Regions from separate parts of the Mus musculus genome. Here all the other regions are linked to region 1. The links are chromatin loops, found by intact Hi-C in ENCODE. Cell type or tissue: left cerebral cortex. All regions are shown on one strand.

Evidence for each region. A loop is a pair of places that touch in the nucleus more often than their neighbours do. Peaks named below come from ENCODE experiments on the same cell type or tissue, not always from the same donor. Only the 100,000 strongest peaks of a DNase experiment are listed, where the experiment ranks them.
Region 2: it touches region 1 in a loop (3-fold over the local background); 6 of 42 quality-filtered maps call a loop at or near these places.
Region 3: a loop joins it to region 1, with 2.8 times the contacts of the local background. A loop is called at or near these places in 3 of 42 quality-filtered maps.
Region 4: a loop joins it to region 1, with 5 times the contacts of the local background. A loop is called at or near these places in 8 of 42 quality-filtered maps.
Region 5: it touches region 1 in a loop (4-fold over the local background); 6 of 42 quality-filtered maps call a loop at or near these places.

The regions. Positions count from the first base shown.
Region 1 is chr6:103,509,880-103,514,879 of GRCm38, forward strand. It overlaps Chl1 (cell adhesion molecule L1-like), which reads left to right and starts at 997. Exons shown (of 27, transcript NM_007697.2): 1 at 997-1,270. In left cerebral cortex, a CTCF peak has its summit at 2,464; DNase peaks (open chromatin) are centred at 1,025, 1,450, 2,451, 3,092 and 4 more places; H3K4me3 peaks cover 3,173 bases; H3K27ac peaks cover 3,559 bases.
Region 2 is chr6:103,672,424-103,677,423 of GRCm38, forward strand. It overlaps Chl1 (cell adhesion molecule L1-like), which reads left to right. Exons shown (of 27, transcript NM_007697.2): 9 at 2,550-2,734. Among named protein-coding and RNA genes, the nearest start is that of Gm52915, 17 kb to the right of the region's middle. In left cerebral cortex, a CTCF peak has its summit at 2,176 (motif pointing left); DNase peaks (open chromatin) are centred at 861, 2,110 and 4,477; H3K27ac peaks cover 680 bases.
Region 3 is chr6:103,610,604-103,615,603 of GRCm38, forward strand. The region is part of intron 2 of Chl1 (cell adhesion molecule L1-like); the gene reads left to right. Among named protein-coding and RNA genes, the nearest start is that of Gm24784, 24 kb to the left of the region's middle. In left cerebral cortex, no CTCF peak of the experiment used is centred here; a DNase peak (open chromatin) is centred at 2,065; H3K27ac peaks cover 1,110 bases.
Region 4 is chr6:103,304,683-103,309,682 of GRCm38, forward strand. No RefSeq gene overlaps it. Among named protein-coding and RNA genes, the nearest start is that of Chl1, 200 kb to the right of the region's middle. In left cerebral cortex, a CTCF peak has its summit at 2,201 (motif pointing right); a DNase peak (open chromatin) is centred at 2,333.
Region 5 is chr6:103,680,624-103,685,623 of GRCm38, forward strand. Chl1 (cell adhesion molecule L1-like) reads left to right here. Exons shown (of 27, transcript NM_007697.2): 10 at 2,525-2,656. Among named protein-coding and RNA genes, the nearest start is that of Gm52915, 8.6 kb to the right of the region's middle. In left cerebral cortex, a CTCF peak has its summit at 2,443 (motif pointing left); a DNase peak (open chromatin) is centred at 2,429; H3K27ac peaks cover 284 bases.

The DNA.
Region 1 (5,000 bases):
TCCGTCCTTCTTGTTGATCCCAGTCATGACATCCAACTCTGAGGATAGCACAGAGCCATAAATGTCCTCATTGTTTAGTGCACTAGATGAGAACAAGACAAGACTGTAAGATCAAACCTCCGTGGAGTAAAAGTTAGAAGTCAGTAATTCCATTACTGTCAAAGAGCACTTACATGCAACAGGATTTTTTTTTTAAAGCAACATTGTATGAACATTTTCGAAAGTATCATCAATGTGTGGAAGAAAAAAAATAATGAAAGAGTGTGCTCACCAGTTAGATTGCCAAAGTTTGTAGCCCCTCTTTACTGCACCCCTAAAACAAACATCATGTTTGCTGGTAAAAAGAGATACATACAACATCAGGAGTGGGCTTTGGCGCTGGGAATAAGCAAGGAAAGCTTGTATTCTATAGCGCTGTATTAATAGAGAGTAAATAGGAAAACGTCACTGATCAATCTGGAGAAGTCCAGATGGTAGTGGGGCACAAATTGTACATTAGATAACAGTAGAAGAGCTTTTTAAATTTATGCCTGCACTGATTTGACAGCTAATGGAGATGGTTCTTTTGTAAATTAAATTGCAAGTCCCATCGCCCTCCTAAATAAAGAAGCAAAACCGGCAAGACTTTAAGAAAAAAAAAAAAAAAGTGGTACAAGGTACCACACCCCTCAGCCATACAGCAAAGGGTAAAAGAGACTGGGAGCCTGTGTGTGGAATGTGGACAGAGGAGGGTGGACCAGGGAGCAGAGGGGAGGGGTTTCTTTTCGGTTTCTCAGTGGCAAGGCGAACCCGGCAGCTACCCTGTCTCTTTGAGGGCTTAGAGATGTTAAAAATGACAAGCAAAGTTTTCTCTTTGTCCCTCGCTTTTCATAAAACCAAAGTCTCAAGCCTGTAGCTGCCTCTTGTCCCAAGGGAGTGTGTGTAAGAGGGAGGGAAAAGAAGCCGTGTGGGTGAGGGTGGCAGAGCAGATCCCGGGGACAGCAGAAAAGAGGCGCGAGCTAGTCGTCTCCGGCAGGAGGGCGTGGATACCGGTACAAGCTCGAACAGGTCCAGCCTTCTGGAGACCTGTGCCAACAGCAGGAGGGGGCAGACGGGATCTCTGTGGGCAGATCGGGGTGTGGATCAGCGGGAAGCGCCCAACTAGAAACTCCCTTGGATTCTCCAAGAGGCGCTGGACCTCGTTGGTCCCCTTTGCCCCAGTGATCCAGCTTTAGGAGAAGTTTTCCCAAGAGAAGGTACCAGACAGATCGGATGTCAAGAGGCGGCTCAGGTGAGTCTATTTGCGCGTGCCTTACAAGAAATGGGACTCTCTCCATCTGCCCTTTAGTCAACTCTTTGAGGGAGGTGGAAGGAAATCAAGGGCTTGCTCCTGGGAGAAGAGCAACTCTTTATGAAAGGGAAATGGTGCACATCCCTGGGTTCCGTCCTTGCCCAAAATGGGAGTGGCTCAAGGTCCCTTCCCTAACCTGAGAAGAGGCGCCACCTTTCGTAGCACCGCCGCAGGTGGCTAAGGCTGGATTTTTTGACAGCTCCAGGTCAGTGGATGGAGTAAACAAGCTTCGGGGACCCCTGCACCTCCAAGCTGCCAACCTTCGGTAGGCTGATTTGTCTTTCTTCCAACATAGCCACCGCCCGCCTCCTTACCTTAGGGAGAGGATGCATACCCTCCATAGACCATAGCCTTCAGGGAGTGGGGGGCAAGTACTACATTTCTCTCCACTAACCCCCTATAGGTGTTGGGGTCCAGACTTTCTAACCCCAGCCCCAAATTCCCTATCTAGCTGTTAAGTCTCTAGAGATGCATCTTGCTTGCAGTGGTGTTCCCTAAATGCCTACAGCTTGGAATGAATGATCGATCTGTGAACTGCCAGCTTAGGGAAAAGATAGAAGCAGAGCACTCCATCTCAACCGAACACGGTGGGGGCTAGAAGGCAGGTCGGGGGGTCCCCCGGTTGCCATGACTCCCTTGTAGCCAAGCCCCGGGAGCTAGGGATGCCAGTCACGGACAGTCCCTTTTTCCTCTTTGTGCCTCTCCTATCCTCTTTCTCTGTCTCTTCCTATTTTTTCCTCCCGTGAGTGAAAGTGTGCGTAGGGAGAGAGCAGGGAGCAAATGATTGATTTGGAGAAAGAGGATTGGAGCCGAGAGGCTGGGGAAACCTGGCTGTCTTCATCCCTGGGTCCCTTGGCTGAGAAGAACCTCACTTTCTCAGCGAGGGGCAGAGCTGAGGAATTCCTGTGAAAAATCTGGGGCGGGAGGAGCAGCGGCACCATGATTCAGGTATTGGAGACCAAAGCAGCGAGGGAGCTGGGTGGGTGGTCTGCGGTCGGGTTGAGAGGATGGGCGGGGAGTGCGAGTAGCCAGCAAGCACGAGCAGGTGTGCGTGGCACTGAGCGGCTGGGCGGGGAAGGAGCTTCCGACTCTGCCTGGGGAGAAAGGAGATCAATACCGCCCCGCAGGCCAGAACTGAGAAGAGCTGGCTGGTAGCAGCCAGCGGAAGGCGTGTGCACCACAGCGCGCTCCCGCTGCTGGAAATAGTGGGAGATTTGCGCGTGCGCGTGGGTGCTGACCTAGGTAACTCTTGGAGGTACATCAAGGTAGAGCGCTGGAGCGCGCGCCTGGCTGTGAGTTCCAGCCCTATCTACTCTGGAATGTGTGGCTTAGAGTAGTTATTTATTCTGTGTCTCAGTTTCTCTCTTACTAATGGGTATCAATTCATCCCATTTTGAGTTGGAAGATTGGAGTGAGGTTATCCAAGCAGACAGTTTACCCTCCTTCTCTGATGAGAAATAATTATCCAGAAGTTAGTTGTTGTTGGTGGTGCTGCTGTTATAATTAATACGCAAATTAATTAGATACGGTAGATTGTCCTTTCTCGGCACTTTTATTGAGGGCAAAATTCTGTGTTATCTAATTTTAGAAAATGACATTTGTTAAATTTATTGATACTCTGTTCCACTCGTAAATCTGGTTTGCAGCAGATTGAGAAAGAAAACCTGAGCAGTTCTTAGCAGATTAGCTCCGAGTCCAGTGCTGGACAGAGCTTAGAAAGCTGCCCAGGGAAAACCACTGATCACAAGAGAATCCAGTTTCGCCCCTCCCCCATAATTTTGTTTGTAGGATCTGAGCTCCACCTCTCACCTGTTTATGGTGCAGTTGGGCTTGTCTCAGTTTCAGTCCCTTTGTGATAACATCGACCTATTGCTTTCCAGATTTAACTTGGCTATAGAGTCTAATATATACCTAGATCTTCCCTCTCATGGTCTTTCGTGCTCCAATACATTCACCTCTCCTAATGGCAAAGTCTGCCCTCCCGTCATCACGTGGATGCTCCGGAGTAACTGTCATCTAATGCATGAGGTGCCCTTACTAGGGAGCTGGGGGTACAGTTTGTGGCAGCTGACTAGACTCTCTTTCAGAAAATGCAGAAGACTATGAAGATTAAACACATTCTTTTCCAGACTGTTCTGTGTTCACACTCACAGGATCCTTTCCTTCCTTGCAAGTGCCTCATGGTTGTATACGTTTTATGTATCTGGCATTGTGCAACAGGAAATCACATCATGCACAACGTGCTGGTATCTGTATGCTAATACCCCACCCCAATTAGGCAACTAGCTTTAAATCAGTTTTAAAGAATATTTTCATATATAACTTATTGAAGTCTATCTCAGTGAGAAAAGCATTACCTGTATAGAAGCCTGTCTTTATATTTCCTTCTGAGATATTTGAAGATAGGAGATATGTTAGACCTAAAGTTGCTTCCCTGAAATAATTTAACCCGATTCATTTTTCTGAAGATGTAAGCTAAGAACCTTTGTCCTGTGAGTTTTAACTGAGAAGGGAAAAATTAAGTAAGAGCAACTGACGTCAGACAGGAGGGATGATGGTCTACAATACGCTGTGGGATGCGGTTCAGGTGGCAGAGTGGTGCTTTACTGTAAGCACTGAAGCACCCACATCCACAGTTGGCATGTCAGCTTTAAAAGGGACCTTGAGGAATTAGTGTGACAGCTTGTCTGAAATTCATGGAATCATTTACATATTGTTTCCCAGGAGCTCTGGCACTAAATGTTCTATTTATTGGGAATTATTTTGCCCTTTGATTGATGACAGCCAACACTGTGATTTAACGTCATCTGCTCTGGAGACAGATTTCACTTTTCACCATTTTTCTATTTGACTTTAAAAATCTAAGCAGCCTTGCACTTGGAAAAGGCTTATTAGGGCAGACAAAGGGAGGCGGCAGAAAAACGTGACAGATTGGAAGGTGTTGAGCCCTGAATTTGGGGAACTAATTAACGTGTCAAGGTATAATCAAGAGGATGCACTTGTCTCTCTACTGAGGCTGCTTGCAGTGATGAACTATATTTTCTGATTCAATCAGTGTTCTATGCTCCCTTTTTTTTTTTCAAACCAACTCTGAGAATACTGTATTTTCAATTATGAACATTTTGATTACAGCTTCATCCTAATTCAGTCTGAAGAGAATGCAATTATTCTGGTGATTTACATACAATATGCTAAGTTAACACAGCTAATGAGTGAAAGCATGATATTCTTTCTATTCATTCCTGGAAAAAATATTATGCTAAGCATTCTTTGAAAGACAAGATTACATTATTCACCAGCACTTTGAGCCTACCTACAAGTAGACTTGGCACTGAGCCATTTTCTCTACTATTCAAGTGAAATCTCTCACATTTTGGGGATCACGTGTCTTTCCTTCCCCTTGGGAGGGACTGGAAACAATTCTCAATTTAATTAGATATGGTGCTTTCTCTTTTCTGAATATATTTAGTAGAGGGAAGAGTCTGTATTTTCTAATTTGGGGGCTGGTTATCACTTTAAACATTACTAATTGCTGCAGTTTATTGTATGTGTGTTTTAATAGTGTGGTTAGTTAATTATAGCTTTCTCATTAGCACCATGTAGAGAATAATGAATTAACACATCCCTTTGATCAAAAGAACATCTAAGTTTATCTTCTGAGAATGAAAGT
Region 2 (5,000 bases), 160 kb after region 1:
AATTAAAAAAAAAGTCAGATTGGATGCAAACCCACCTAGCAGTTGGCAGGGATGTGGAGGGGATGAGATTAATTCCAAGTGAGAGAGCAGAACACAAAACACAGATTTCCTCCTCTGACCTGTGCTTGTATGCACATATATGCACACTAACACGCCCAATCCTGTTTACACACACACACACACACACACACACACACACACACACACTAATACTACTAATTAAGTGAGGGAAGCTTCCAGAGACACATGCATGTTGGAAAGCTGGGAGCTTATAGATATCCTGGAAATGGTGAAGAGTTAACTGATATTTGACTCTCATTAGTTGAGAAATATAGTCGCATCCCTGCCACCTTATTGACAGTGAGAATGTGCTGTTTTAATAATTCACACTCACGCTGTGTGAAATGAAAGCGGAGTCATCATGAACTTAAGGATGGAAGCTTTCTATGGATCCTACAGCTTTCACCAAGAATCAGAAGAAAAGTTACCACCGTAAAAACTGAAACAAATATTTGAAGTTATGAAAACAGACAAAAATCATTAAATAGCTCAATGTTTCCTCAATCCATCGTTGTTCAGACTCTGTTAGCAAGTACTCCTTAAAAATAAAGCACAGAATCAAACAAAACAGAGCTGTCCAGGATAGAAGAGCTGTTAACCTAGCTGAATAAATTGTCCCTACCTGTGATGTCATGTTCACCGGATTTAAATAATTTAATTTGTTTATAAGAAGTGAGGAGATAGACAAATGATTTTTTTCAAGAACAGAAATAAAAGAAGAAATTCAGGAAACTGAGGTGCTTGCATTGCTAAAGCACAGACTCATGAAAATCTGTGTGAGAGGAACAGAGGCCCAGGGCAACCTGTCACTTGGCAGATGGCCATTTTGACAGATGGTATAAAAGGCAAGCAGGTAGGAGATTCAGAATCCCACCACTGCTTGGTGGCATGCTCTGTAGAATTCAACTGATAATCAATATACTCCCATATGTGTCTGTCTGACTGCAGTGACCATTTCCGAAGGATATCTGCTGAGCACGGGTGCTGGGCTTGGTCAAAAAGGAGATTGTTAGAAAACTGTGAGGTTAACCACTTTGGCTTTGACCGAAAAATAGCAAATGTTTGTAAGAAAGAACTTTATATTTACCTCCAATGTCATTGTTTCCTAATAACTGAGCTATTTTATTCATTATCAGTGTGAGCAAGTAATTTGAAATAACTGAAATAAAAAATTTGAGACATTGATTTAATTCTTGGGGCTGGGCAGATAAGATAGCTCAGTGGTTAAGATCACTTGTTGATGACCTGACTTGATTCCCAGTACCCACATGGTGGTTCATTACCATCTGGAACTCCAGTTCTAGGGCGCCCAATGCCTTCTCCTGGCCCCAAGGTCATCAGACACGCATGTAGTGCATGTACATACATGCAGGCAAAACACTCATGAACATATAATAATAATACATTTTGAAAAATTATTATATACTTCCTGACCAATGGCAAGTTTGACCACAAGCATAAGACTATACCGTTAGGAAGGATGGACTCTTATGGAACCCACTAAGAAAACAATGTAAATTTGAATCTGATAAGTCTTATTTACCTTCTGGGAGCATTGGGTTTGATAGTGATTAAATGATAACAGTAATCCATGTCACCCTGAGATTGTTCTCAGTGTAGTGACTAGAAACCAGAAATATGGTAAATATCAGAATTATGTGCTTTCCAATCCTGTAGGAGGAGAAAAAATAAGTTGTCTGCCACTTAGAGTTGCTTATCAGCAACACGATGAAGTCACAGTTTTCATTGGATGTCACTTTTCCACTCTCATTTTTATGAGAAGGGGGTTTTCCTCACATGTTGGCCCTAGATTCTGTTTCCCTTCATTGTGAGGCACGTGGTAAGGTAATCCTTGCCTTTTGTATTGCTTTTGTTTGTTTTGATCTTGTGAAGCAATCTCCCAAATGCTCCGGAATTAGGGAGATTCCGGGTTCTTGTCTCCTTCCCTCTTTCCGCAGAGCAGGAAATCAAGGTCTGTGCTGGGCACTCCAAGCTGTCCTAAAGTGAAAGAGCTGCTCCTCCACCCAGCCCACGCACTTGGCTCCACTCCTCAGCCACTCTAGCCAAAATTGGCTTCATTAGGATTCAAGGGGAAATTGTTGCCTGCCTCTGCTGGCTGCAGTGCCATGGTGTGGGAAGTCGCACAGGGAAAGGAGCTGTTGCTCTCTGACCACCACGGGGAGAATTTCACACCTGACAAATACCTTGTGATATTATTTCTCTGGACTTCAGTTATCCATTTTGCATACAGCTTCATTGATTCAGCCCTCACGTAGACTTAGCCTCCTTCCAGAACGGAAAAGATTCCTAGGGAGTAGACCATTAAAAGAGCTTATGATGAAACACGCTTATTCAAACTTGATATGTGTCCATTGGTAAGGCTGATAAAACTTCCTGCATATGTAAACTCAGCATGATAATAGGTACACCATGAGATATTACTTATAATTGACATTTACTTATCTATTCATTAATTATATTTCTTGCAGACCAACTCCACATATCCAGTGGAGCAAACCAGGTAGTGAATTACCAGAGGGAAGAGCAACAATTGAAGTTCATGAAAAGACATTGAAGATAGAAAACATCTCCTACCAGGATAGAGGAAATTATCGCTGTACAGCCAACAATTTGTTGGGGAAAGCCAGTCATGATTTTCACGTCACAGTAGAAGGTACGCCTTCCATGAGGATTTATGTTTCTACTTCGGAGTAAAAAAACAAGTGCATGCCATCACAGACCTTTGCTTCAACAATGCAGGTGTTAAAGCTGATCATTAGCTTGCAATTTTAGTTGTAATGTGGGCACTGAGTAACACTACACTTAATTAATCAGTCTTGTAATTTATCACCCCAAACCATATGGAAGGCATAAATGTCAAGAAGACAGCTTAGTCTCTAAACATACACCACCTCCATGGCCAGTTTAAAATGTCATTAAACCTAGCCTCCTGTAAGGTTTTATTGCATGAAATGGTTTTTATTATAATGCACACATGATGCTCATAAATAAGGTCATGTTTGTGAAATCAAACATTACTGCAAGGACCCTGGAAGGAGGTGGGGAGTGCTTGCTAATCTTGCCACTCAGTTTCTGTGTCTGTGATCACAGTCAGATGAATCGTCTTACATTTTTCCTCATTCGAGCCTTTTTTTTGTTCTGTACCCTGGTACTCAATACATCACTTAGAGTATGTATGAAGAGACCACATGGTGCAAATACTAATACTTTTTATCAAATAGTACCAAATATATTACTTTCATCTTCTAACCATAAAAACTGAACTCTTTTGATCAACTGAGATTTTCTGCCATTTTTTTTTATGAAAGGGGATAACATTTGAAATGTAAATAAAGAAAATGTCTAATAAGGAATGTAAAAAAGAAAGAAAGAAAGAAAGAAAGAAAGAAAGGAAAGAAAAGAAAGAAGGAAGGAAGGAAGGAAGGAAGGAAGGAAGGAAGGAAAAGGAAAGAAAGAAGAAAGGAAGGAAGAAAGGAAGGAAGGAAGGAAGAAAGAAAGAAAGAAAGAAAGAAAGAAAGAAAGGAATTAATTTGGTGATGATGGCATTACTCTCATGAGTAGCATTCACAATAATTAGATATCCAGGCTGTGGCTGCAGTGCTGGAGTTGAGGTTGCCTGATCTTGCTGTAAATTTGATTGACACAGACTCCTTCCTGAGGATCCAGTCACAACCAGGCTTTCTCTCTGGGGTTGAAGTAACTGTGGCAATAAGATAATGCAGTAGTCACTCTCTTGGACCTTTGTACTTAGTGCTGTGTTGGCTTACCAATGGAGGATGATTGTCTCTCCCAGGCTGCCAGTTCATGAACTAGAACTATAGGGTCTCCATTAATATTCAGATAAAGTTCTCTTTTAAAGCTTCATTCTGTGCCAGAAGCATGTCCATGGTGGCCTTTTGTTTTAATTAGTGGAAGAGAAAAGAGTTCCAAAGGCAAATTTCACTCACAAGTAAATGTTTCAATAATTGACTGAGTCAAGTCTGTTTGGACTAACACAATTTCTCAGCCCTTTCTATACTGTTTTCTTAGTTAAGGAAAGAACAGGAAAATTAAAAGGGAGGAATTTGTTTTGTTAGGATCAACAACGCAAATCTTTTTAGAACAGAATACAATGTTAGATATTAACATCAACATCTATCGATAATAATATATTCCTCTGACAATAAGTTATTCAAAAAGACATTTAGGGAAATTTGAAAGATCGCACTATAATTTTAGACATCAATTGACACTTGTCTATAATTTTTCCTGCATCTTTTGATGGAGATATTTTCCCTTGCCCCTGGTGCCTCTCTAGCACACACACACACACACACAGACACACACACAAACACACACTTGAACCACACATACATAATTATTAGCCGCTTCTAACCCTGAGTTGCTGACTGTTAGAAAATCCTTCCAGATGGCTGCTGCGTTGCTACGGTAGCTGAATATTTTAACAATCTGGCCTCGGTTTTCTTGACTATTAAGACTAAAGCTTTCAAAAAGAACTGCAAATGTTGCAAAAAATATTATACTAGTAAAATTATTTATGCAACTTAAAATGTTGACTGTAGGATTCCAAAGGGATATAGGTTTCTTGAACAAATTATCTCCACTATTTATAAAATAGCTATTAGTGGTTCCGAGATGTAAATATTATTTTTATTAAGAATATTGAATAATTTCACTTTAGTGAGAAAATAGTAAACATACACTCAGAAGCATGTTTCAGTCTCCTCACACCTGTGTGGGAACAGTTGAGCATCATCAAGAAGTGTTTTTCTCCCTAGAGGGTGAAAGCAGTAGCTATAAACAGCACTAATTATCAGGAGATCAGAGGCTGTCTTTATTACATTTTCTTTGTCTTCTTCTATTTCCCTCTTCATTTTCATTCTTTTATTTAGAAACCCAAATTTCTAAATCAGGACTGT
Region 3 (5,000 bases), 100 kb after region 1:
GGAAAATAAATTTCTTTGCAGCTGTGTGACTATGTAAATGATTTATAAGATACCACTGTTTACACATCTCTAAAATGGGGATAACAATGTAAAGATAGAGTACATTCCACATCTGACACTTGTCAGAAAAATGCTGAGCCTTGACTACTATACTAAAGTTTGGCAACAAAATACATGTCTCCTCCTACATAGGCCATTCCTGTAACGAACAGCAGCCCAGGGGTCCAGGGACAAACAGAAGCAATGGATCTGAGCCAAAAGACAGACTCAGTGGAACAGTAAATCTGTAACCTTGACCTCATTAGCAGCAAACTGTAACCAATTGCTAATTACCTTATGGCAACAATGTAAATTGCATGTGTGTATGCAAATTGTGCATGCGTGCTTGCAAATTCTTTGGGTGTTTGGCACCTGAAATTTGTAAAGATTTTATACAACGATGAGAAGTATAGAAAGTAGAGTCTCAAATGCATAACTGATATCCTGTAATAGAAAATAAAGATACAAATCTTAAGTAGTACTCATAAGGTATCCTTTGATTGGCCTTTAGTATTTGTGTCATACTTTCAGAGTTATTTAACTCAGGATCTACATAAAACACAGATTGTTGAAGAATATAAGTTCAACACTGCATCTATACACTACCAGAAACAGTATAAGCTTTTTCTTTAAAGCAGGGGTTCTCAGTTTATTAGTTGTTGTGACCCTCTTGGGGGGTTAAATGAATCTTTCACAGTGGCTGACTAAGACCATCAAAAACCCAGATACGCTAGGCAACTGTCTGTAAGCATTCCATAGCATCAATAATAGTGTCAGGCCTTAGAACCTCCCATTAACATGGATCCCAAATTCGGCCAGTCATTGGGCCTCCTTTTCCCCAGTCTCTTCCATTTTTGTCCTTGCAGTTCTTTTAAACAGGAATAATTCTGGGTAAGAGCAAGCAGCTGGCCTAGACAGAGGCAGAAACTTATACCTAACCAATGGACTGATATTGGCAACCCCTGTGGTTGAATTAGGGAAAGGCTGGAAGAAGTTGAGGAGGAGGGAGACCCCATAGGAAGACCAGCAATCTCAACTAACCTGGACTTCTGAGATTTCTCAGACACTGAGTCCACAGTGGGAGACGGTGCGCCTAACCCTTGAGAGACTTGACATCCCAGCGAGTGGGGAGGTCTGGTGGCAGGGGCTGAGGGGTGGGGACATCCTCTTGGAGACAGGGGGAGGGGGAGGGAGGAATGGGATGAGGAACTGAATGGTTAAAAAAAAAGATAATTTTTAAAAGAAAACCTAGATATTTACATTATGACTCATGACAGTAGCAAAATTCCAGTTACGAAGTAGCAAAGAAAATGATTTTCATTGTTGGGGTCTCACAACAACAGGAAGATCTGTATTGAAAGGTCATAGCATTAGGAAGGTTGAGAAGACCTGTTTTAAAGAGAACCTGAAATACATGTTAGAAAGTAGGATGCACTCACGAAACAAAGTACTTCCTTTTAAAATCTAGTTACAAAATAATTGAGTACCTCAAACTGAAGATCAGCATTTATAATCTACATAGAACGTTTTCACACTTTTACAGAGGCACCTCGATCTCTTTCCCAAAGCATCATTCTAGAAAACCGGCCATAAAATTATATGCTCTCCTAGATCTCAGCACATACTGATGTTCTGTCCACACACATTCCCAGTAAAGGATCGAAACCGACAGAACCAGAGCACCCATCTTTACATATTTTACTGGATGGTTTTGTGTGTTAACTTGACACAAGCTAGAGTCATCACAAAGAAGGGAACTCCAGGTGAGGAAATGCCTCCATAAGATTCAGCTATAGGGCATTTTCTCAATTAGTGATCATGAGAGAGGACCAGCCCGCTGTGACTACAGAGCAGAGACTGACCATGGTCTCAGGAGTCAGTGCCTACTACTTCAGACACAGCAAATTAAAAACACGAACACCCAGGCACTATCTCTGTGACCACCAGGCCAGCCTGGATGGTGCCATCCCTGGGATGGTAGTCCTGGGTTCTATAAGAAGTCAGACTGAACAAGCCAGGGAAGGAAGCCAGTAAGCAGCATCCCTCCATGGCCTCAGCATCAGCTCCTCCCTCATGTTTCAGCCCTGTCTGAATTCCTGTCCTGATTTCTTTCAGTGATTGATTGTGATCTGGAAGTCTAAGCCAAATAAATCTTTTCCTTGCCAAATTGCATTTTAGTCATGCTGTTCCATCACAGCCATAAAACCCTAAGACACACGTCTTTACGTAAGAAGCAGCTCTCTGTTACAGAGAGTCGGGAACAAACTGAGTTGTGAAACCAAGAAATATGTTAAACTGGACTCTATTTAATTCAGCTTTCTTAGCACAAATATTGTCTCCTTTTAAAAAAAATCAAATCTTGACTTCTTAAATTAATTTTTCTACCAATTTCTCTAGTCCATTCTTTTCTATAGAAGTAGAAAAGAAGCATTGGAAAACTCACCAAATGGCATGTGCGTTCTAAGAAATGCATAGGAATTGGGTCCCTAGAACTCCTGTGAAAAGCCATAGTGTTCTATCCTTCTTTACTTTGCTTCCATTCCTTTATCCTTTTCTTTTTAAACAGACTTGTTAATTTAAGTCAGACAGGTGAAGCAAATGCTTAAATAATATTCTAGGGACTAGAGGTACACACTAATGAGGTTTCGAATAGAACTAGGTGAGGTAAAGCCCCTCTCTCATCTACAAGTCCATGGGTTCTATTTCCAGTACTGATAGCAGCAGCTGCCACAGCAGCGGCGGAGGCGGCGGTGGCAGCAGCAGCAACAGTAGTAATAACCACAATTTAGATGTAGTTTCATTTATTTTAGGGACAGAAAAACTTGAGATTTTTCATTTTGGAATTACTTTTCAAATCCTCGTTCTTCAGCCTCTCTTGATAAGAGATTTTATTCTGAAACTAATTCACTAATAAGAGGAAATATGAAATACTGATTACAAACAAAGCACATACTTTCAGTCATAGTTCATTATTCACAGCAGCAATGCTCCCTAACATTAGCAGTAAACACTGAGTTTAGCGACACAGGAGGTTGATCCTGGGGGAAACATAGAGGCTGCTTCCTACTGACCTCAGGTGTTGGTTTTATCATGTGATAAACACATACACTAATTGTTTTTTATGGGTTTCTCTTTAAGGACACATTTAAAAAAAAAACAGATGGTTTTTCAGGAAAATGATACATCCGTACACAGCCTGTCTGAAGCACAAGGCGTAACTGGATCTTGTTCTCAAGAGCAGTAGTTAGCATTTCAACATAACACTGCTAAACTTCAAATATTTTAAATAGTGCAGTCACCAAGCGATGTGGTAATTCCACTGTAGGCTTTACAGCAGGCATCTAAAAACCAATCACAGTCTTAGGCCAATTTTATTACAATCAGTGGGGGACCAAGTTTTCAAGTCTGGTCCAGATCAAGCCATATTTAATTACAGCACAATTTTTAGGGGGGGGGGGGGAGTATCCAGATAACAATTAGCTCTGTCCCAAGTGTACAACAATTTAAGCCTAATTCACATTGATAATCTTGAAAACTACATCTGTCTTCCTTCACAAGAATGAGTACTGTTGACTCCGAGATAGTGCCCAATATTTAGGGTCTTTGGAGCTTGACTGAGCAAAACATGACACTGGTGAGTGTTAAGATTGTCCAGACCCTAAGATAACATAGAAGTCACTTAGGCTGTTGCAAAGCACAGGGGACATCACCCCTAAGAGTGAGTTTATAGTCTAAAAGAAATGCTCATGGTTAAGTATGAAAGTGGATAGATAAAAACATAAATTCTGGGAGATATGGGCAGAGCCTGTCTCATCAGATAGCAAAGGATCACCATATTGTAAAAGCCCATCATTCCTGGCAGTCCAGGAAGAGCAGCTACACATACAGAGGTGAGCTGTGTATTTAACTTTCCTGGGTTCTCCAGAGCACAAGGCCTTTCTTTGTATACCCTCTGCAAAAGAAAGCATAGCAATTAGAAAAACCAAAGAGTCTTTTCAAGGGCAATCGCTCACAGTCCAAGAACTGGAATGAGAAGACATCATAACTTTCTTAGTCTCCAGGGAATGCTTATTACACAGTATACAGTTTTTGACTCTGAGTGTATCTGGAAATGACTGCAAACATTTTGTTTAGGAAACCTGTTAACAATGAGGACCAGCTCTCTGTGTTTTCCAGGTTAGGAAAGAGGAAACACATCCCTGGTGTCACTCAGGAAGCCATTGGATGACCTTGGTTTTTCATTTCTTTTCATGTCTTGGCCTTATTTGTTTAATTGAGTGACAAAATCTAATTAGTCATGGCTGACTAGTATAATTACAGAAAGAGTCATGTCTTCATCTTTCTCACGTCTTACCACTCATTCTGTTCCTGAAGTAAGCATGGGGTTTAAAGCTTTCCCAAGCAAGTGAGTGAACTTCTCTCTCAGCTGGTACTTTTAAACATCAAATGCCATAAAAGTAAATATAGTTGAAATCACATGCAAAATATTCTGATGATGCCTTTAATCCTTCTCAATACTACAAGTGACATCATTAATGATCCTCTATGGCTTAACAGATTAATGTAGATCTTAGTGCTACAAAGCAAGTGTGTGTGTGTGTGTGTGTGTGTGTGTGTGTGTGTGTGCATGTGTATGCATCTCTGTATGTCTGTGGAGGTATATATATAAATGTGTGTGCATAAGTGTGTGTTCATGGTATTTATGTGCATATGTGTTCATGGGTCTTTGTATTTAAATGTAAATAATAAATTAGCAATTATTTTAATTCAAGGGCATGAGGAAGAATTTACTTAACAAAACTTTTAATTTTGTAATTAATAAATTAAAAGAAATACATAACATACATACAAGATACTGTTGCAAATATTGGATATATGTACTTCCCTTATTATTATAAATATAATTTACTTATGTCTTTTCATTCTTGCAGTCAACTACAAAACAACCTGCCTAAGTAAAT
Region 4 (5,000 bases), 210 kb before region 1:
TATGGGTGATGACTGCAGTCTCTCTCAATGTCAGCCTATTACTTGGTAATGTTTCTCACTCTGTCATCACTTTTACTACCACGACGCAGGACTCACTCCTTATTTAAGCTCCAGACACTGTTCTCATGACCTCTCTGCTGGAGCTGCTCAGAAGTTGCTGGTAGCCTCAGGTGTTCCAACCTTTACCTGGAGCAATTATTCTAGCTTTCTTCAATACACATGGAATGCCAAGGCCTGGTAGTCATTGCTTTCAAATTATATAATTACTATTTTCTTTTAAGGCCAAGATTTACTGCAGACTTGAGATTGAGCGTCCAGTGTGCCACCCAATATTCATTATCCTTTATCCTCGCACCCCAAGCTGTCATTCTATCATTATCTTTGACATATAACCTATGTATTTGCAGTTTTAAGGAATTGGAATAGTGACCATTTGAGGAATGATTATTTTTCAATAAATAGTTAATTACAAAGATGATAGATAGATAAATAGATCATAGAGTTAATAGGTAGATGATATATAAATAGATAATGAAGATTGTAGATAGATAGATAGATAGATAGATAGATAGATAGATAGATAGATAGATAGATAGATGATAGGGAGTAAATATTTTGATGTCTTCCCCTCCATATATGATTATGGAATTGGAATTTTCTGTGTGATCAATACCATTTTATAACAAAATAGGAAGGAATGTTTAATTGTTCAATTCCCAAGTAGTGGCCACTGGAATAGAAATAAGGCATACTTTCAAAGGAACCAGATACATTCAAGCAAGAAGTCTGCAGTAGCTCGGTAAGGTGGAGCGCACTACTGTGAAATGAGACACATAGCTTAGAAAGAGCACAGGTGAGCACAGGAGTGGTGTGATTTCATAGTGTGGTTCAGAAGTGTGGTTCAGTGTCTTCTGTTTTCTCCCTTTCAAGGTGACCAGACAGGGCTGCACACTGGGCTGGAAGGATGAAGCAGAGTCCAGAACAGGAAGGATCCGGTAGGACTGGAGGCGCTTGGTGGGTCTTCTCTAGTGATCTTAGTATTACAGTTTTTTAGGCAAAATCCTTCAATGAAACAGCTCTCTGAGACTTAGCTTGTGAGTATATCTTTATTCAGAGTGGGCTCATATGAATGCATTTTATTCATGGTGAACCAAAGGTTATATAGTTTGGGGAATGGGGTGATGATCTCCAGGGTGGGCAAAGGTCATTGGCTGAAGTCTAAGACCCCTGAGATGCCTCATCAGCTTGGGGACGCATCCCAGGAGTTTCAGGTGCAGGACTACTTGACATTCTCAGGTATTCTATGTGGCCTCTGGGATCCCCAAGAGAAGAGGGAACTCTGCTGCCAAAGGGAGTCCACTATTTTTGCATCGTGCTATCCAGTAATGTAGACTTGGACTTTGGCAGCAGGACTTTCCCGACAGATTGGAGTCACCTCGGAGGGATCAGGAGATTATGGTGGCAAATGGTGATCAAACTTGTGTAGACAACATGAGAAATAGATTCGATGCATCGTCCCCAGTGCATAATTCAGTCTGGGGTTAAATTAGACCAGGGAAGTACTGTATTCCTCAGTTTAATCTTCTATCCTTTTTTTTTTTAAATGTACTTTCATGTAGGCCAGACTGATGTAGCCAAAGATGATGACGATGGGCCTTGGTTTTTACCTCCCAAATACAGAGATTATGAGAATTATGCAAAAATTTATATGTAACATGTTATACAGAATATTTTCAGTATTATGTGAATTATGTGGAATTTCATATACAAAATGTCATGCAGAATATTGTGTGATATGTGAATTATGCATTACTTTATATGTAGAATGTTATAAGAGACTATGGAAGTGTTTGTAATTTTGTGACAGCGTCTCTCTAAGTTAGGCAGACGGGCTTAGAATTTACACATTTCTTGTCTAAGCTTTGTGAAGAGCTAAGATTACACGCATGCACCAACAGATATGGCTCTGCTCACTCGTAAATAGATACAGAATTAATTAGAAATACTAATTTATGCAAATCTAAGTCATTTGTATATGAAATATTTTTGGCTCATGGGACAAAAGGGAATTACCTAATGCCATATTACAGGTCATTTAAAACATTTTATCAGTGAAGAAAATTTCAGTATCAAAGATTTTTTTATATTTACCCTAAAACATTGGCTTTTATTCTGTGATGAGAGAGTTATTCCTAATAGGTACCACCAGGGGGCAGTAAGAAACTATGCTTTCTAACTAGACTGGCACTATGAAGGCCCTTTGCTTCATAAACACAAAAGCATCATTACTAAATATCACACAATAGGAAGATTTTGGGGTCTCTCCGTTTTAAATTACTATCACTAATGTTTAAAACAGCATCATCACACGGCACCATCAGCCTACATTGTCTGACATCATTAAAGCAGAGACCACCAGTCTCAGCACGCTGTCTCAATCTTCTGTATGTGTAAGCATGCTTAAAATGCATCAGGCACATCTATAAATGATGATCCCCTACACACACACACACACACACACACACACACACACACACACACACACACACAGTCAAAATTACGATGGTGGTGATGAATTAAATAGAATTTTAAATGGAGAAATCCTGTTTTAAATACACATTCCTCTCCTTGCCTGTGAAATGAAATACTGGGGGAGAATCTAAGGGAGTGGTCCTGTGGTTCCTGCTTCAAAACCTCTCAGGCCCCTACTGGTAACTGTCCTCTGTGACCTTGATCGAGTAGCTCAGCTCAGCTGGGAACTGAATTGTGTATTTAACGGATTAAGCATCACTGCCTGACATTTTACAGAGAGACACACCTACTATAACTTGTTATGGTATTAAAAACGGGTTCCCTTTGAATTAAAATAGCCATCCCCCTCTGCAAGGAAAAAGCTCCAGGGCTTATTTTGCTCTTTGTATCGGCTTTCTTTGTCTTTGTTTATTTTCCTTCATTGTAACTGAAATTCCCAAAGATCATAATACAGATTATTTTATTTCTCACTAGTCTTTGGATGTTTATTTCTGAGACTATGTCTGTGAATATATTTCTGTGAACACTAATCCATGAGCTCATGTTTGTATACATATATGTGTCGTGATATGTATGGGAATGCTGGGGCAATGTGTGTACCTTTCTGTGTTAATATTAACACACATCCTTATGTAAATGTCATGTATTTTATATATGAGGTGGACCCATGAAGAAAAGCAAATGCAAGGGTGGTTGCATGAAATATGTGCACAAACATAGGCACATATGTAGCTATGCTTTGTGTGTGATCAACTGGTGGACTTACATGCTGTGTGTGTAAGATGTATGTTGTGGTGTGTTCATGTGTGATATATGTGCCTGAGTTTGCCTGTGAAGTAGTATGTATTCCTAATGTGTGTCCTAAAATATATTTGTATATGTGTGTGCCAACCTAATATATTTAGGAGAGTTTGAAGGATGGGGAGAAGTGATATTGTATTGTATGCCTATCCATCTGTACAGAGACACAGGGTTGATGAATCATAGACCCCTCTTGTAAACAAGAGAACACAACTGTACCCTGTTTGAGTTCAAAATGGAAAGTCTATGGGAGGTCTATTTTCGCCTTTCTCCTTTCTCCCTACTATAGCAATTCTTCTCGCTATATCATTTGAAAATCTGTTTTAAGTACCATCAACCTTTTCTTTCTTCTCATTCTTTCTGTGTTGAAAGACTGGCACTCCAAATTAAAATCACTGAATAAAGCCAAAATGATTGGGCTAGCAAGAGAACAATCACTTATTTCTTTCTTTCTTCACAATAGTCTCACTCTCTTCGCTCTTTGACAGTTGTGGATATTGGATATTACAATAAATGACTGGATTTCATACACAAGGGAAGTTATAAAATATTGCTCAAAATGTTTTTTGCACTAATATGACCACTCCATTAGCGTCAGTAGCTTTGTGTAAAGGACCCATTTTCAGCTAATCTATTTAAAGCTCATTTTATGCCTGTCTTCAATTTTAACTTAGCATTCTTTGCTGGAAAATGTCACAGCCTACTTTGCAAATGCCGTTTACTTTCTTACAAAGACACAACTGGTCACTGCAAGGGTTTCACTTTAAATCTCTCTCCTGGTTTTCTTAGAATTGGGAGGTAATTTCTTCCCCTTCTCTCCTCCTCCCTTCTGTGCCCTCTCCTCTCGTCCTTCTCTTTCTAAATGTCCCCAACTCCCTCCTCTTCCTTCTCAGACTCTTCCTAGATCCCCTGCTTCTCATGTTCTTTTCTCTCTACTTTCTCCTTATTCTTTGCTCACTGTTTAAAGTTGTGGTTCTACAGTTTTTGAGGATCCTGTCAGGCACAAAGGACACAGTCATTTTAATATTCAGAGTTCCACAACTATACACTCATGACCTTTTCTGAACATCTACAAAATCCCTGCCTGCTGTACAGCTAGGAAACAAGTTATTGACATCACCTTGTGGTTTTATTCCTTTGTTCTCTTCTGATGAAAGGGGTTGGCTGTTGGAACTATGTGCTGCACACATAAAGTTACTAGGTAGACTTTCCATAAACGCCTATTGTCACTGAAGTTTCATGAGGGAAAGTTCAAAAACTGCTACTATATATATATATATATGTTATGTATATATATATATATGTATATATATATATATATATATATATATGTTATGTAGCTTATTCACGTATTTTGTTTGCAGCATTAGAACAGGAAGACCTCAAAGTTTCCTGTTATCCAAAGCTACCAACACTGTTTCAAGAGTAGTGAGGAGAGGGGTGGTGCCAGCCTGTAATCACAATCTTCAGCCTAGGAGGTAGAGGAGAAGAAGCTGGAAGAGGAGGAGGAAGCTGGAATACTAGGTCTTCTTTGGCTATATATTCATTTCAAGGTCAGCTTCTAGGGTGTAAAGCCATGTCTCAAAACAAAACAAAGAAACCAACCAAACGAAAGCCAGGAGTAGTGGCCCACATCTTTGGTCTTTGTAATGGGGAGGCAGAGACAG
Region 5 (5,000 bases), 170 kb after region 1:
GTGAGACTATGCCGGGGCCTAGCAAACACAGAAGCAGATGCTCACAGTCAGCTATTGGATGGATCACAGGGCCCCCAATGGAGGAGCTAGAGAAAGTATCCAAGGAGTTAAAGGGATCTGCAACCCTATAGGTGGAACAACATTATGAACTAACCAGTACCCCGGAGCTCTTGACTCTACCTGCATATGTATCAAAAGATGGACTAGTCAGCCATCACTGGAAAGAGAAGCCCATTGGTCATGCAAACTTTATATGCCCCAGTACAGGGGAACACCAGGGCCAAAAAGTGGGAGTGGGTGGGTAGGGGAGTTGGGGGGGTATGGGGGAATTTTGGGATAGCACTGGAAATGTAAATGAGGAAAATACCTAATAAAAATATTTTAAAAAATATATTTTCTTTATATACATTTCAAATGCTATCCCAAAAGTCCCCTATACCCGCCCTGCTCCCCTACCCACCCACTCCCACTTCTTGGCCCTGGCATTCCCCTGTACGGGCACATATAAAGTTTGCAAGACCAAGGGGCCTCTCTTCCCAATGATGGCCAACTAGGCCATTTTCTGCTACATATTCAGCTAGAGACATGAGCTCTGGGGGTACTGGTTAGTTCATATTGTTGTTCCACCTATAGGGTTGCAGACCCCTTTAGCTCTTTGGGTGCTTTCTCTAGCTCCTCCATTGGGGGCCCTGTGTTTCATCCAATAGATGACTGTGAGCATTCAATTCTGTATTTGCCAGGCACTGGCCTAGCCTCACAAGAGACAGTTATATCAGAGTCCTTTCAGCAAAATCTTGCTGGTATATGCAATAGTGTCTGGGTTTGGTGGCTGATTATGGGATGGATCCCTGGATATGGCAGTCTCTGGATGGTCCATCCTTTCGTCTTAGCTCCAAACTTTGTCTCTGTAACTCCTTCCATGGGTGTTTTGTTCCCTATTCTAAGGAGGAATGAAGTATTCACACTTTGGTCTTCGTTCTTCTTGATTTTTTTGTGTTTTGCAAATTGTACCTTGGGTATTCTAAGTTTCTGGGCTAATATCCACTTATCAGTGAGTGCATATGAAGTGACTTCTTTTGTGATTGGGTTACCTGACTAAGGATGATGTCCTCCAGATACATCCATTTGACCAAGAATTTCATAAATTCATTGTTTTTAATAGCTGAGTAGTACTCCATTGTATAAATGTACCACATTTTCTGTATCCATTCCTCTCTTGAGGGACATCTGGGTTCTTTCCAGCTTCTGGCTATTATAAATAAGGCTGCTATTTCTTTTATCACATAGATTTGCCAGAATTACCTGTTTGTATGTTTTTTCTTACCCCTTAATAAATTTAATTTCCCATGTAATCACCTTTCTTTCTTTTACTAAAATCATTTAAAAGATATTTTCACTTTATATATGTTCATATCTTTTAAAAAGTTTCTTTTTTTAATCAACACAAAAATCCATAGTTCTTGCAGGGAAATGAGCAGGCTAAAGTTGATGGGAAATACTACTTTAAAATTCTATTAAGTCACTTCTGAGATTAATTATCAATTATGCACATGGGTCTGAAGAAATGGCTCAGTGGTAGGAGAGCACCAGCTGCTATTTCAAAGGGCTCTGGTTTAGTTCCCAGCGTCTACATGGTAGCTCACAGCACTATGTAACCCCAACCAAGAAATCTGATGTCGTCTTCTGTCCTCTATGGGTATAAGGTATCCAAGAAAGTGCAACATAGCTATATATGTTGGCAAACAATCACAACAACAAAAATAATAATATTCATGCATCCTTCTAGTCTTATATTCACTGTTGTCATCGTGGTGCCCTGATGGTGACAAGATGTGACAGTAACGTGTGCAATGAGAACACTTGTCTTGCTCTGTTCTGAGACTCCATTTAGAGTTACACATTTGAAGTTTTGTGCATCAAGAGATGAAGATCATCTGTCCCTAGTTTTACTGCTTTGCTTCCAGTGATAAATGTCAAATGTTCTCAGGATCCCGTTCTGCCCCTTTGCAAGAAGAACATCTCTTGCAAAGCAAATTATGTTTTCCAACTTGATAAGTTATGCAAATTGCTATACATATGACATGTAAATGCTAGAGTCAATAATCAAGGAACAAGGTCTCACAAATTTTACTGTTGTTTAAAAAGCTCTCTGAATCTATTTCCTGCATAGCCCCATTTTCAGCTACTTCGCTTCAGCCTGAAAAGAAAGAGCAGCCAGCCCTAAATGAGTTCCCATCTGCTTAGCCCTCCCTCATATTTCAGTAAGATTAATATATACAGCTAAGACAGCTGTATATTTCTGGTATGCAGATTTATATACATGTTTAGAGTGTAATGTAAGCACACACACACACACACACACAAATACAGCCATCTTGCTTTGTAGAACCTATTCCACAGTTGCTATGGAATACTTGGTAGTGTCTGCCCTCTGCTGGTTAAGGGTAGAAATGCAGACCTGTTAACGTCGTCGCATCTCTGGCTATGCAGAACCCTTCTGGAAATTTCTTTGTTTTGTCTTCAGAGCCTCCACGCTGGAAAAAGAAGCCTCAGAGTGCCGTGTACAGCACGGGGAGCAGTGGCATCTTGTTGTGTGAAGCAGAAGGCGAACCTCAACCCACAATCAAATGGAGACTCAATGGCTTGCCGATTGAAAGTGAGTTAAAAACAACCTAACAAAAGGCCTGAGAATGACATGCTAGGGAATACAGCAGTTGAATGGGATCACATCTGATCACAGTTTGGGGATGTATGAAGTAGATGGGCTGGGCTGTGTTAGCATAATACAGTGCCAGAAAATCACCAGGTGATTCTTTATTGGTAATTTGATTGATGACAACCAACACATGGATAGTGTTTATGGATATACTAAGTTAATTATATTATTAGATAGATAGATGGATAGATAGATAGATAGATAGATAGGTAGGTAGATATTGTTAAATATAATTATTTGTATAATTAAGTAATGACTGAATTAGGAAGAGGATTAATATACACCAACCCTTGCTCCTGCCCTTGAGAAGGAATGATAGAGTAACCCAGGAGAGGAAAGTTGAAAGTTGATATTTCTTGCACCCTTACAACATCCTCAATCCTTAACTCTGCCCCTGCCCAGAATATTTATTGTTCACATTTTATCTCCATGTTGTGGCCAGGACACATGTGATACCCAAAGCTATACATGACACAATAGCTCCCTGGCTGCTGTTGACAACACTAGAACATCCCCTTGAATCTTGTCCACATTTGTTGGCCACAGAGAAACAGAAATGAACCAGGCCTGGGGGCCAGATTCCTTACTGCACCAGTCTCCAAACCCTAGAGGTTTTCATTTGAACCCAGAGCTGAGGCTATTTTGAAGCTATTTGTTCAGGCAGAAGGTCAGAACCTATGTTAAATGTTATGTTCTGCTTAAGTAGCTCCATGGAGGAAAAGATAGGAAGTGCAGGTGTAGGGTCCCCATTTATTTATTAGTCATGGTTCCACGTATTATCCATGTCTCCTTGTGGTTCATAAACCAAAGTCATCACTGGGCTGCAACTCTTCCCAGGTCTGTGGCCTCGAACTCGTCACTGGATCATCTTAGCGTGGGTTTTCCAAGCTGCAAAATGGAAGCAGTGGTAGTTGGTAGTGTTTGAAGGAGATTAATTAGCCAGCTACCTAAAGTCATAATTTATCTGTGGAGTTCTTGGATGGTTTATGAACTCTGGAGCCGCACTGCCTGTGTTTGCATGGTCATCCTAACATTTGCTAACTGTGGGACTGGGAATGGAACTGTGCCTCTTAAAACCTGTTTTGTTTTGTTTTTCATAAATAAAACAGAGATGAAAATAGCTGTGACTTGCGGGTTTGTTATGTTGCTTGAGAAAAGCACCATTCCTAGAATGGGTTGCACAGGATCTGGCTTAAACCATTAATTATGGGAGGTGGGTGCAGGAGGACGAGGAGTTCAAGTGCTTCTACTTGGATCACTCATCTAATACTAAAGTGCCTGTAGGGTGGGCCAAGGCAGCCACCTTTATGAGCTCTCAAGATTAAGGGGGGTCTCTGGCTTGTTCAGAGAAGATTCTGTTTCCAATTGACAGTGGTTAATATGGAGTCCTGTAACTGGGCAAATGCTGAGAATAATTGACAATGTGTCCTCAGCCATAAATGGGACATCTATATCCGTTTTGGAAGTTCAGGGAGTATTACAGAGGAGGGAGCTGAAGCAATATAAAAGCTGAGGGATGGAAGGAGTGGTAGGAAATGCTGTCTTCTGGACAGGAAGTAGCCATTGTACCTGTGAACTCACAGCACATATTTTAACTGCTTAAGATCTGTCCATCAAAACTCGGGCATTGGTGGGTGTGGGAGGTTTATGAGACATCAACCCGAGCTGAGAAGTTGTTGGTATTTGATGGATGCTATGAGAGAAAAGACATGTTTCTTTTGGTGTATGACAAGTGGCAGGCTGCATGCTTCAGTGGATAAGCCCTATGCAGCTACCGACAGCACTAATTGGATTCAGTGAGTTATAAAATGGCAAGAGAAGACATAGTTGTAAAGGTCATGTTGTTGAGAAATTCATACATAGGAAGTAGGTAGGTACTAAGGAGAGTGTAAAGTTCGAGATGCAGGGTAGATTTATGGTTATAAAAGTACATACTTCAAGAGATGAAAAGGGTGAGGAAGTAGGCTGCCATCAGATGTCTGTGAGTACTTTTGAAGTAGAGAGGAGAGAAAGGAAAAGACTCCCCAGGTATGTCTGGAGAAAAAATAAATAAATAAAAGGAAACAGAACTGATTGCCTTAAGTCCAGGGCATAAGGAAGGGCATGAGTCAGCTGGTAAAATCATTCACTAGATGCAGGCATCAGAGCATAGACAATGACAAGGCCTGATCAAGGTCTTGGGATTTTAATGATGACAGATGAGCAACCATATAGGGTTTTGATAGGAGAGGTTGAGTGAGAAATATTATGGTTCGTTTGTTTATGAGGTACTAGAGTTTGGACC